Regions from separate parts of the Homo sapiens genome. Here region 2 is linked to region 1. The links are chromatin contacts, found by Hi-C or POLR2A ChIA-PET in ENCODE. All regions are on one chromosome and are shown on one strand. The core of a region is the stretch at or near the end of the contact, and the rest is flanking DNA. Distances in the headings are between cores, read along the strand shown. Region 1 overlaps NEDD9 (neural precursor cell expressed, developmentally down-regulated 9). Region 2 has its middle 33 kb from the start of ERVFRD-1.

Region 1 (6,785 bases), core at 2,254-4,753:
TGAGGACCTCACAAGTGAAGTAGATAATACCAATCAGGCACCAAATCCAGGTCAAGTGACATCTAAAAGAGTTCCAGGGAGGGTTGCATCCTATTTACATCAACTCGGTTCTGGCTGGGAGATGGACAACAGTTGCCAGGATGTGTATGCATTTGTATTGGTGGGTTTAGATATAACCTTGGGCTGCATAGCTTGGTGAAGGAAGATAAGATAGACAGGAATGGAAAAATAGGAACCTCTTTTTCTTCTTTCAAACACCTTATCAGATGTTATAACTTGTGCATTTTGACTTTGAGAAATGACATCATTTTTGGAAGTATATTGTAATATAGTAGATTGGGGTCTCCTACTCCATTAAAACTTAATTCTTATTTCTCTTCCCTGAGTACCTGGATGTTAGAGGGATTTGTCTAGACAGGCAGATAGATATGATCCAGTGCCAACACTGTAATGCTGGCTGAAATCCAGATGGTTGTTTTATTGTTAATAAAATCTATCTTGTGGGTGGGTGGGTGTCAGGCCTTCATCATTATATGGTGCCTGTCAGATTTATCTACAGACAGAACCCTGAAAACAGCTTGTGCCTGCCCCGCATTTTTGACCCCTTGCCAAGATACTGTACTGAAATCTATCAAAATCAGGCAACCTGGGACAAATGCTTCGAGATTCCAAGGCTTAATAGCAACAGTGCTGACTTCTAAGATGGAGAAGATTCTCAGGAAGGGCATCCTTGTCCGGTGGGGAAAAATTCTAGATTAAGAGGTGAACCAGATGCTAGCTCTGGCTCTGCCGCTAATCTGAGACCCTCTGGGCTGTAAAATAAGGAGATTGGGTTAGAATGGTTCCTTCTTACTCTGAAATTCTACTCTAATCAACTCTGGTCAAGGTATGGGTGACTTCTGGTTCTAATACCTATAAAAAACCTAGGTGTTCTTCCCCCTTCTTTTTTTCTTTTTCTTTTTCTTTTTTTTTTTTTATGACAGAGTCTCGCTCTGTCACCCAGGCTGGAGTGCAATGGCGTGATCTCAGCTCACTGCAACCTCCGCCTCCCAGGTTCAAGCAATTCTCCTGCCTCAGCCTCCCGAGTAACTGAAACTGCAGGTGCACACCTCCATGCCTGGCTAATTTTTTGTATTTTAGTAGAGACGGGGTTTCACCATGTTGCCCAGGCTGGTCGCAAACTCCTGAGCTCAGGCAATCTGCCCACCTCAGCCTCCCAAAGTGCTGGGATTACAGGTGTGAGCCACCGTGCGCGGCCTCCACCTTCTTTAAGATTCTCAGGAGTTGCTTCGGTAAACCCAAAGACCACAGATGAGTGAAAAAGAACTCAGCAGTCAAATTCATCTTCCACCGTGGGCCAGGAAATAATAGAAGTTGACTGTGACATTGCACGTATACACACATATATGCAAATCTGCCTACTAACTCTTTGCCCTAAGATTTTGTTGGTTACATAGTAAACAAATCCTAGCATATGAATGTGTCTGTCCAGCACGAACCCTAAATCAAGCAAGAATAGATGGCATTCATTCAAGTATGGGGAAGGAGAGGAACCCAGCTTTTGAGGAACCCCTTTGTAATTGCACAGCTATGCTGTCCATATCATGTTACCAAATCTGGTCAGAGAGAGATTTCTTTCTGAGATCCAAATATCCAAATTTGCAGTGAGCATCAGATCTTTTCACCAGTCCTCAAAAAGTAACTTCACTTTGGTATATGAGCCACCAAAATAGTGCTGGGTTCCAAATGATCCTTCATCAGACAGGATTGGCCAGTGTGGAAGAGATGTTAAGATTCCAAGCCCTGGATCTACAACCACACACAGGGCGCTGCCCCACAGCACATCCAGGGAGTATTAACAGCTTCTCTTGCCATGTCAAAGAGTACCTTCGGGAGGCAAGTATTTAATGTCACATTTCTCAAACCTTCTCCCACTCAGACATGCTCAAAAGAGAATGCTATAGCTAAAGTTCACAAAGCTGGAAAATCTAAGAAAACTTGAGGACTCGGGGCAAAGTGAATGACGTCAAGATTCGGCGGGGGGGTCCAAGATACTCCTATAAGCTTTGTAACTGTCATAGGGGTCTAGAAGAAGCACTTCCCAGAAAATAAAAATTACTGCCTGAAATGCAGTCTGGGTGCCACAGGAGGCCTTGTGGGAAATGTTGAACACCTCTCAGCAGTGGGCAGAAGGATGCCAGGGATTAGTGGGACAAAGTGGGGTCCTGCTTTTGCCTTTCTGTGAGCTCCATTCAGCTCACCTAGTGAAAAGTGTGTCAGAACACAGTCGACAAATAGTACTGGGAAAAAATTAGCATATCTTATATTATATCATAACTTATCATATCTTCTGTCTCCTGTATTGAAAGCTTCATGCCTGTGACTTCATAATCTCAAGAGGAACCAACTCAAAAAATTCGACATTCCAGATCTTCAGATGCAAGAACCTAAGTGTAAACCAAGTATTCTGAGAATTAAAATCCTGACACTTACAGATATCCATGTTTTCTGACTATGGCTGTTTCCTTCTCTGGGGAAAGCCCACATCCCCCTCTATCCCAAAGGTGATGGTGGGAAGGAAAGGAGAAATGTAGCCAAAATGGTTTGCAGTTCTCAGACCAAAGCCGGTTTTCGTCAGTATGCACAAAAGCACGTGAGCCTTTCTTTCTCTTCCCTGTTGTGCCCTGAGACTGACCTTGACAATGTTCATCCCTCAGCTGCCTGCCTTAGGACTGACTTCCTTGATGATGGCCATTTCCTTGAATGTGTCTGTTTCTCAGGGTCTGTCCTCTGCATGCATGCATTTGCGCATGCAGGCATGCAAACCCACAAGAGTCCAGGCTAAAGTTTTGGGGGATTGGGTACAGGAAAATCATGTCATTGAGAATGGGGCAACCCTGAGGCCATGGCAGGATCCCCTGCATGACAAATATAGAATGAAGTAAAAATAATCAGAGGAAGCCGGGCCATTGATGATGCTATCAGTCTTAGTGGGGTGATACACCAGACATTCTGTCTCATTTCTCTTCAAACGACCGCATGAGTGGTCATGGAAACTACAAGTCACACCTCTCCGTATTTGGAAAAGCAGATCGTTTCTCTGACATAGGAGTAATAAGCTTTCTTGACATTTTGATAGCAGTGAGGGAAGGGAAAAAAGGCAGGGAGGAGTTGGAGGTGGGGTGAGGGGTAGAAGCCGTCATGTGTCCTAGAGCTCTCTGTACCAGCGTTCTGGTCAACTGTACAGTATTTTCTTCCCACTCCTCAGGCATAGCTTGGGAACCAGGAACAGCAGAACCCAAGTGGTCTGGCAAAGTGTTTGAATGGTGCTCTGTCACCTAGTGCCAAAAGCAGATTGCTACACTGAAGGGAGAAAGGCTCTTAAAAGAGACCATTGTGTTTAATCTCACTGGGATGGTCAGTTCCTCTTGGCCTTCCTGTTTGCTCCGTAGTTGCGAACACTAGTTTCAGGGGGGTCAGGCTCCCGATCTGCGTCATTATCCTGTTTAAATAGGGAGGGGCAGGCCCTTTCCTGCTGTCTGTCTCCCATAGTCTCTGGCTGTGAGGCTTGAGTGACTTGGACATGACATTTCTCTTTCTGGTTCATTCATTTTCCCCACTTCCATCTGAAAATTCTAACCAAATGTCTTGCTGAATTCTCTAAGTACAACAATTTCACCCTCCCTGCAGACAATGAGGAAATCAGAGTCCAGAATCCATTTCAACTTAGCAAACATTTACTGAGTCTATATTTTGTTTCGGATACTGGGGTAAAGTTCTGGAAATGCAAAAGGAATTTGCATCTCTGAACTTAAGGAGTTCACAGTCTTGAACAGGGCAATCCAAGTTGTACTGTAAAGAAATAGTATGATCGAGAACTGGGAAAGGAAACAGCCTTTGAATAGATACCCATTCTGGTTAAATGGAAGATGGGTTTCGAGGGAGGAAGGAATTTAATGCAGGAAAGCCAATTGGGAAGCAATTTCTGTGCTACAGAAAAAAAAAAAAAAAAAGTTGCTGAAGACCTGAATGAAGGGTGGCAGTGAGGTGGAAAGCAGGGCCCCAGATGGGTTGCAGGTCATGAAGAGACACAGCAAACCTCTGCGGCTCTTACTGCACAGCTGTGTGCATGCTGTTAACCAAGCAAAGCAAAGCAGGAGAAAAAGGTGTTTGCACTTGCTTTTAGAGAGGAAGATGCCCATTAGACTGGATATAAGGGACTGGAATGCAGAAGAAATATCCAGCGAAGACTATGGCTTTAGGAATTATCTGTGTGTTCAGATGCCATCCTCCTGTAGAGCGTAAGCACATAGCTGAGAAGAGGAAAGTGCAAAGGACAAATCTCTTTGGAACATGATCACTTTAGGGATGGGAAAAAGATTTAGTCTCCAGTGGAGAATAAGGATGAGAGTGGTCAAGAGAAGACAGAGAACGAAAAAGTGGTATCGTGGAGGCCAGAAGAAGACAGTTTCAAGGAAGCTTGGGCTGGGGATCAAGGCTAGAGGCTGCTGCAATCAGGGTTCCCTCAGATAGGGCTCATGATCCTAAATGCTGATTTGCAATCCTGATTAGAGCCACAGCTTGTGTTGCACCTGTATTTCACTTGACTAAATTCTGTCCTAATTCTAGACCTGAAGACAAGAGGCCTGAATTCCTGTCTCAGCTCTAAGACTTTCTTGCCAGGTGAGCTGGCAAATCATTAACTTCTTGAGGCTCATTTTTTTCTTTTGTAAAGTGAAAGGGTTGGACGGTAATTGTTTAAAGTTCCTTCTGGCTTTCAAGTTCTGTGCCCTAACTGTTTTGGTGTTTTGCCAAGCTCTAGCTGCACTGCTAACTGCCAGCCTTTGGAGACTAACCATCCAAGTGAATATAGAGTTACATAGCTCTCTTATCTCTCCTTGATTTGTTTCTGTGTTGACCTTCCCTACCCTGGAGATAAATATCCAAGGGGGTGAGTGGGCAGGAGAAAGAGTACATCTTGAGTAGATTAAACTGCCTCTCTGGGGTTTTTCTAAGATAGCAGATCATCAGCTTCTGACTTTGTGGCTCAAGGAATCACACCTTTGCACTGAAGGAGAGGATCCCTCCACTTCCTTGCCAGAAGAATTCATTCTTGATTTTCCTATTACGACTGATGTGCACTTTTGAATGAGATGGTTTATGGTCCAGCTGAAATTCATTTGGCTGTTATGGTCTTACTGAAACCTTGCACCAACACCAAATCTTTTCGAAAGTCCAACTCCTGCCTCATGCCTTTTCCTACCTGCTGATGTATTATCTGTGTTGGAATCTGATGACATTTATCCATAATTTATCAAGTAGTATCATTATTAATATGTTGTCTCAGAAGTTCCCTTGAATGCAACCAATGGTTTCACTATTGCTGTTTGTAGGCAGATACTCAACAAGAGGTTGCAGTGACAAGAACTCATTCATAATTCAGAAATATACTGCTTTAAGATAACAGTTCTTCTGAAATGTAATCCTGAGCAAGATAAATATCAGATAGGTACAAAACATATATAATAGCATCATTGGAATAGGACCAAGCCTGGACTGCAAATGGAAAGGAGGCAAGGCGGGGAGGGAGCCTGAAGCCCAAGGGCCATCTAGCAAATTAAATAAAACATCACCATAGCTTACCAAAGACCGGGAAACTAAGGCCCAAAGGGATGCTGTTGCCTGGCAAAGTAACACAGCTAGAACCTAAGACCGCAAATATCCAATTTATTCCATAGACACAAAAAGAAGAACCGCTCCTCTTCAGAACTTTATCATATAATGGAACTGAGCCCAGTAACAAGGATGCTGCGTGGCTGAGCTAAGGTAGCTTAAAGTTCTGGAAAGAGGATTAAACTGAAAGAACGCAATTCTCTTTCCATCGCTGCCAATAGTGTGGTCTTGGGCAAATGATAAACTTCAAATCTATTTCCTCATCTGTGACACAAGGGCATTGTGTCCAGGTGATCTCTAAAGGTCCCTGGAGCCGTAAGCTTCGGTTTAGGAGAGTGGCTGGATGTAGACATTGGCTCTCTGTAGCTTGCGCAGATATTAAATAACTCATACTCCTGTTCGGCCAAGGCTGAGAATATGTATCGGTGTGTGAATAGGCTGGTGCCGGGGTCCTGGCTACTAACAGCACTGACAAGCTGTGCCTGAAACCTAATCTCTATGGGCACTGAGGAGGACTGCTGGGAAGTCCTGACAACCAGTCAGGAGGACTCACCTGCGGTGCCCACATTAGCCCAGACTGTGGGGCTCTGAGAGTTTCCCCCAAGAAGCAGCTCACAGGCCAGTGTAGAAACATTAGCCAGCTGCTCACCAGGTGGTAAGAAGGTTACTGGGGCAGGAGACAAAGAACGCCCAGGACGACTCTCGCACGGGGATTTCTATCTGCCTCTGATCAAGCATGCTCCGGTGCTCCACTTCAGTGCCTCATGGTGCTCTTGGAGTTGGAAGTGGCCCAATTCCGAATGCCTTGAGCTGATTTATGCTGATTAGATCTGTAGCCCTTTGCCTTTCTACTGTTTTCTGTTTCTCTTCTTTCCCTTCTTTGTAGCCAGTATAATTGCACAGCTACCAACCCTCAGCTCCCATACAACTAGCCCGACTCTGTTGCTTCTGATTTCATGTGGGGGCTTCCCGATTGCTGAATGGGCCCAGAAGAAAGGGACAGACAGAGGCCAGAGTGGTCAGCTATCTCCTCACTTAATAATCTCAGTACAGCTCTGGTGGAGTCATTTCCTGGAGGTCATTTTAGTAAAAGGACCAGAATCTTGTCCTCT
Region 2 (6,154 bases), core at 2,716-5,215, 75 kb after region 1:
CGGGTTCAAGCAATTCCAAGTAGCTGGGATTACAGGCGCATGCCACAATGCCCGGCTTTTTTTTTTTTTTTTTTTTTTTTGTATTTTTAGTAGAGATGGGGTTTCACCATGTTGGTCAGGCTGGTCTTGAACACCTGACCTTGTGATCCACCCACCTCAGCCTAATTTTCCTTTACTGAGAGAGATGGGCTTGGCCTCCCAAGACACATGAGGTGGGTAGACACACGCGTTTCCTCAAGCGATCGTCCACTGAACCACCCCAAAAAATTGACATAGGTCCACTACAACATGAAAATAATTTAAATAAGAAATCTAACTTCCTGTAGAGGAGAAGGTGAAATAAGGATAACTTAAGACAAAAGAAGATAGGAAGAGAGAGGTGCAGGGTAGTATTTGTTACCTAGGACTGCAGTAGCGAAGTACCACACACTTGGCAGCTTAGAACAACAGAATCTTGGCCAGGCGCAGTGGCTCACACCTGTAATCCCAGCACTTTGGGAGGCTGAGGCAGGCAGATCGCCTGAGGTCAGGAGTTCAAGACCAGCCTGACCAACATGGAGAAACCCCGTCTCTACTAAAAATACAAAAAAATTAGCCGGACATGGTGGCACATGCCTGTAATCCCAGCTACTTAGGAGGCTGAGGCAGGAGAATCGCTTGAACCTGGGAGGCGGAGGTTGCAGTGAGCTGAGATCGCGCCATTGCACTCCAGCCTAGGCAACAAGAGTGAAACTCCATCGCAAAAAAACAAAACAAAAAACAGAATCTTATGCTCTCACTGTCTGGAGGCCAGAAGTCTGAAATCAATGCGTGGGCAGTCTGTGGCCTTCCACGGTTTGTCAATGTCTCTGTCCTTACATGGTGTTGCCACTCTGGGGCTCTGAATTTCCCTGTTCTTATAAGGACACTAGTCATTGGATTAGGGCCCACCCTAATCCAGTATAACCTCTTCTTAATGTGATTACATCTGCAAAGACCCCATTTCCAAATAAGGTCACAGTCACAGGTTCCAGGTAGATGTGAATTTTGGAAGGACACTATTCAAGCCAGCACAAGGGGTACAGAGAGGATAGTAATCACCTGCAGGGACACATATTAAAAATACAGCTTCTTAGTCCAGACCTCCCGAGATTCTCATTCAGTGGATTTCAATAAGAAAGGGCCAAGAATCTGCACTTAGCAAGCACCCAGGTGATTCTGCATGCTGAGAACACTTGCCTAGAAGGAGGGACAAGTGAGAGATCTCCTGGAGGTGCCAATGGAAAGCCACAGGATACAGGGGACCAGGGAAGGCTGCATGGAAGAGGTGGCCCTTGAGTTAAAGGTGAGAGGTCACCAGGCAAGGTGACTGGCATTTGCAGCAGCATGGGGCAGGACTGATGGATGGATGGTGTGGGCTAGGAAGGAACCAGCCTAGAAAACAGGCCGGGGCCCTGGGCTTCTTTCTGTGTTTCATTTTTTGGTCTGGACAGGAGCAGAGGACTTGTTTTTACATGTAATCACTAATGAGTATGAGTTAACCTGACAACACTCAGTGCAAGATTTGTTATGTATTTGGGTTTGTTTTGTTTCTCAATCAAATTAAATGTGACTCTGAGTCTACTTACCAGGGTTAGTGAGACATTCAATGTAAGTCATTACTGGCAACATATCTCCCTCTCCCTAAGAGCCTGAAGGGTCCTCCACAATCCAGAAAACTTAGCAACAGCCTGCGCTCTTCAGGTTGTCAGCGCTGTCACTGAGATGCTCGTCATCCGGCCCTATGGGGTCCACCTTACTGCTCAAAGCATCACTCCCTGGGTCCAAGGTGGCCACAGAAAACATGGCTACAGTTTCCAAAGCCAGAGCTTAGCATTCAGATACCGAGTATCCGCAAGCCACCCTCATTAGAGACCTACCACCTTCCAGACTATGTGGACACGGGGTGCAGGTTTCTACTATTAACCCCTGGGAATCCAACCACATTGCTCACAGGCCACTTGCTCTTGTTAAATGCACCTTTCCTCCAAACCCTGTGCAAGTCCTCCTTGCTGGACAATCCAGATTTAGAACCCCAGTGAGCCCAAACCTGTTGAGTCCGTATGGAGTGAGGGAAAGCCAGTGCTACACCAATACTCTCTCATTAGTTTATCCAGCCAGGTATGCTCATATAAATTAGGGTTTCATCTTGTGTTTGCATTTGAATATGCGTTCATTTTCCTTTGTGCTGAATGACATACAGTGATTTGAATGCTTTAAGTATCTCCCCTTCTCTAAGCAACAAGGCAGAAGCCCAGGGTTTGCACTTATCACATCCATGGCCAAGAAATTGCACTTCAATTTCTTTACCCGTGAAGTAAGGATAAGACTTTTCCTTCCTTCCTTACCCCTCACAGAGCTGTGAAGTTCAATGAAGGCAGTATACGCGAAAGGAGTTTGCAAATGAGAGGTACTTCAACACAAAGCTTTACTATTTTAGGCCGGGCACAGTGGCTCACGCCTGTAATCCCAGCACTTTGCAAGGCCGAGGCAGGCAGATCACCTGAGGTCAGGAGTTCGAGACCAGCCTGGCCAATATGGTGAAACCTCATCTCTACTAAAAATACAAAAATTAGCCAGGAGTGGTGGCTCATGCCTATAGTCCCAGCTACTCTGGAGGCTGGGGCAGGAGAATCACTTGAACCTGGGAGGTGGAGGTTGCAGTGAGCCAGGATCACACCACTGTACTCCAGCCTGGGCACAGAACAAGACTCCGTCTCAAAACAAAATTAAAAAAAAAAAATAAACTTTATTATTTTCAAAACATCTCACCAAAGGTAGGGTTTCTCTGACTCCAACAAATAAATATGTGAGCCTTTGAATCAATCATCCTCTCCTCACTCATTTTCTGAAATGATTTGCTTTCTGGAGTTCTACACAGGGAGATAAAATTCAAATGCTATTTGGGAGCGCTCCTTTTCTCTCCAACTTCAAGCCTTCATCAGTAGGTGTCAGAGAGACTGTAAATATTGTCCCCTGACTTGGCTTTAGAGGGAGAAAAAAGATGCCCCTGTGTGGCCAGAACAATCCTGGTTTGTATCTGTTGTCCTGGCCCAATGATGTATAGTCCACTCTCCTCCCATTCACTCTCAAGTGCTCCAGTTTGATCAACAGCTTCTATGCTCGCCCCAGCCGCTTTAGGTAAAGAAGGCTAGGTAAAATGCCTATGACACAAAACAGGGTGCCACATAATTACCAAACAAATTTCCATCCAGTGACACCCTTCTAAAGGAGCACACCCCTGACCAGACCGGAATAGAAGGCGTCCTCACCTGCCAACTCTTGAAAACTGTCGCCACCTCGTGGTCACAAGCTGCTGTTCCAGCAGCACTGGACAGGATCCTTTGACCTTTGCAGAAGAGATGAAGGAGTGAAATGGACACAGAAGATGCAGAATTAGGGGGCTTGAAAAATATGTATCTCATTAACATACACTTTTGTGTTTGCTGATTAAAGAAAATCGCCACTTTCAGGAGATTCTCATTAGGCAGGAATAAGGCATCTTTTATATTTTACACTCTCAGATTCCAATAAAAAGATTGCAGGCTAAAATGTTATTTTGATATAAGTTCTACTTTATATTGAAATATTGTTTAATTAATTCAACATAGTGGGAATGGTGGCACTTAATTTAAAAAAATCCACCAACAAATGTTCAATTCTTGTCTGGGATCAGGCCACTGAGGGAAAGGAAGACTTCTCTGTGACAGTTTGTCTTTCCAGACAAACTCTTTGTCTGGAAAGGGGGCTGTGTTCAAAGAACACTTCCCTGAGAAAGTGATTTGTGTGCTGAAATTGAAAGAAGGACTGGAAGATAAGGAGAGAGAAGGCAAGTTTGTGAGTGAGGGGCACGGCCAGTGGAAGGATCCAGTGAGTAGGGTGGGGATGTCTGAGTGAGGACAGCATGTTTGCGCAACTGAACGATGACTCATGTGGCCATGAGCATGTAGAGTAAGAGGATGACGAGGCAGCAAATGAAGCCGTGCAGCATGTCACCGGCATGTCGAAGCTTTTCTACCTTTTTTCTAGGAGCAATGGGAACCTATTCACATGTTCTAAGCAAGAAGACAAATTTGAGTTGTGAAAAGCTCATTCTCGGTAACGATAAGAGAAAATACTAAAGATGGGCTGTAGTGATTTGAAACAGCCACTACTGCAGTGGCCCAAGTGAGCATTATCATGGTAGGGAATAACCGATATATGCTGGGCACACTTCTAGATGCTTTGTGTATTGACTCATTTAAGCCTTACAAAAGCCCTATGAGATAGGTACTACTATTAATACCCATTTTACAGATGAAAAAAGAGGCATACAGAAGTCTAATTTCACAGACCACAATTTATGTCTAATTTTATGACCACTACATTACCTGGCCTACAGACAGTAATAAGAAAATGGAAGAAAGTATATGGTTTCAAGAGCTACTTCAGAAGAAAAATCAACAAGACCTGATGATGTGCTGGATATAGGACATCAGAGAGTATCAAGAATGATACCCAGGCTGACGACTTAAGCCACTGGATAGGGACACTGGAGGAACACCAGGTTTGGAGAAAGTCATAAGCTTGACCTTGCAGATGCTGAGTTTAACCAGTGTTTAACTGACTGAGAAGGCAGTTGGCTCAAGAGATAGAAATATGGAGCCAGGCACAGTGGCTCCTGCCTGTAATCCCGGCACTTCGGGAGGCCAAGGTGGGTGGATCACCTGAGGTCAGGATTTCAAGACCAGCCTGGCCAACATGGTAAAACCCCATCTCTACTAAAAATACAAATATTAGCTGGGCGTGGTGGTGCAGCCTGTAGTCCCAGCTATTTGGGAGGCTGAGGCAGGAGAATTGCTTGAACCCGGGAGGCGGAGGTTGCAGTCAGCTGAGATTATGCCACCGTACTCCAGCCTGAACAAAAGAGCGAGACTGTCTCAAAAAAAAAAAAAAAAGAAGAAGAAGAAGAAGAAAGAAGGAGAGGGAGAAGATGAAGAAGAAGAAGAGGAGGAGGAGGAGGAAGAGGAAGAGGAAGAAGAAGAAGAAGAAGGTTTCTACACTTAAAAAGATGAATAAGGAGAAGGGAGGGGGACAGTGAAGTTACTGATTTCTTACTATATATTAATATGCTTGATGGGTATTTTAAAAATTAATCCTATGAGATAGATATTATCATTCCCATTTAGCAGACCAGGAAACAGGGAGGTTAAATAAATTTCCAACTGTCAAGTTATAGCATTTGGATGGGATCTCAGTTCTTCTGACTGAGATCCTAAGATCTGGATTGGCCATTTCCACTGGTCTTACGCGCACCTGGGATTATGCCCAAACTGTCCCCTCAAATACATTCCACCCCAGTGTCCAGCAGTGATTCACCATTGACTAATCCTTGTCTTTCACTTCCTGTATCTAACCAATTATCAAAACCTGTCAAATTGACTCCCATCAGTATCTCTTCAATTTGTCCCCACTACCACCAGCCTTGCAGACTCATGTCATCTTTTGCATAAACTACTGCAATAGCCTCCTGTTGGCACAATTTCTTCGAAAGTCGGATCCAAGCAACATCACTCTACAATATATGTCAGTTGAACACTTGCTCTTCAAGTTTTTTCTTTATTTTGCTTCTAGCACCTTACTATCCTTCATGTATATTCCAGTTCTCTTACCAGTCCTTCTCAGAGTCCTTAATGAACTTCTTTCACCAGTCTCTTTAAGAAATTTTTACCAACCTCTTTGAGAAATACCAATGTTCTTTAGAGGCCTGAGTCTCAGTCTGTTTTGTATTGCTATAAAGGAATGCCTGAGACTGGGTAATTTCTTTCTTTCTTGTTTTTTTTTTTTTTTGAGACGGAGTCTCGCTCTGTCGCCAGGCTGGAGAGCAGTGGCGCAATCTCGGCTCACTGCAACCTCCACCTCCCAGGTTCAAGTGATTCTCCTGCCTCAGCCTCCCAAGTAGCTGGGACTACAGGTGTGCACCACCACGCCCAGCTGATTTTTGTATTTTTAGTGGAGACAGGGTTTCACCACGTTGGCCAGGATGGTCTCCATCTCTTGACCTCGTGATCTGCCCACCTTGGCCTCCCAAAGTGCTGGGATTACAGGCGTGAGCCACTGCCCCCAGCCTCTTTTTTTTTTTTTCTTTCTTTTTAAA

What was found. Hi-C counts contacts between places; a loop is a spot of excess contacts on that map. ChIA-PET counts read pairs that join two places held with the same protein, here RNA polymerase II (POLR2A). Pooled maps may share reads with other maps.
Region 2: a loop to region 1 is called in a map of Calu3, with 3 times the contacts of the local background. The contact joins two enhancer-like sites. A Hi-C loop is called at or near these places in 6 of 168 maps with a recorded cell type or tissue (CD14-positive monocyte, Calu3, HepG2 and 3 more) and 5 of 50 pooled maps. POLR2A ChIA-PET finds 5 or more read pairs at or near these places in 5 of 52 experiments (H1, MCF 10A, activated CD4-positive, alpha-beta T cell and 2 more).

The regions. Positions count from the first base shown.
Region 1 is chr6:11,215,574-11,222,358 of GRCh38, reverse strand. The region is part of intron 1 of NEDD9 (neural precursor cell expressed, developmentally down-regulated 9); the gene reads left to right. It overlaps LOC124901256 (a long non-coding RNA gene), which reads left to right. Exons shown (of 2, transcript XR_007059449.1): 2 at 2,370-2,498. Among named protein-coding and RNA genes, the nearest start is that of NEDD9, 14 kb to the left of the region's middle. Within about 2 kb of position 3,503, at least 21 of the 41 ENCODE cell types and tissues checked have a DNase peak (open chromatin) inside an H3K27ac peak, as active enhancers do; they include CD14-positive monocyte, where a contact is called at or near this core.
Region 2 is chr6:11,141,707-11,147,860 of GRCh38, reverse strand. No RefSeq gene overlaps it. Among named protein-coding and RNA genes, the nearest start is that of ERVFRD-1, 33 kb to the right of the region's middle. RefSeq lists an enhancer at 3,387-3,436. Within about 2 kb of position 3,965, at least 4 of the 41 ENCODE cell types and tissues checked have a DNase peak (open chromatin) inside an H3K27ac peak, as active enhancers do; they include CD14-positive monocyte, where a contact is called at or near this core.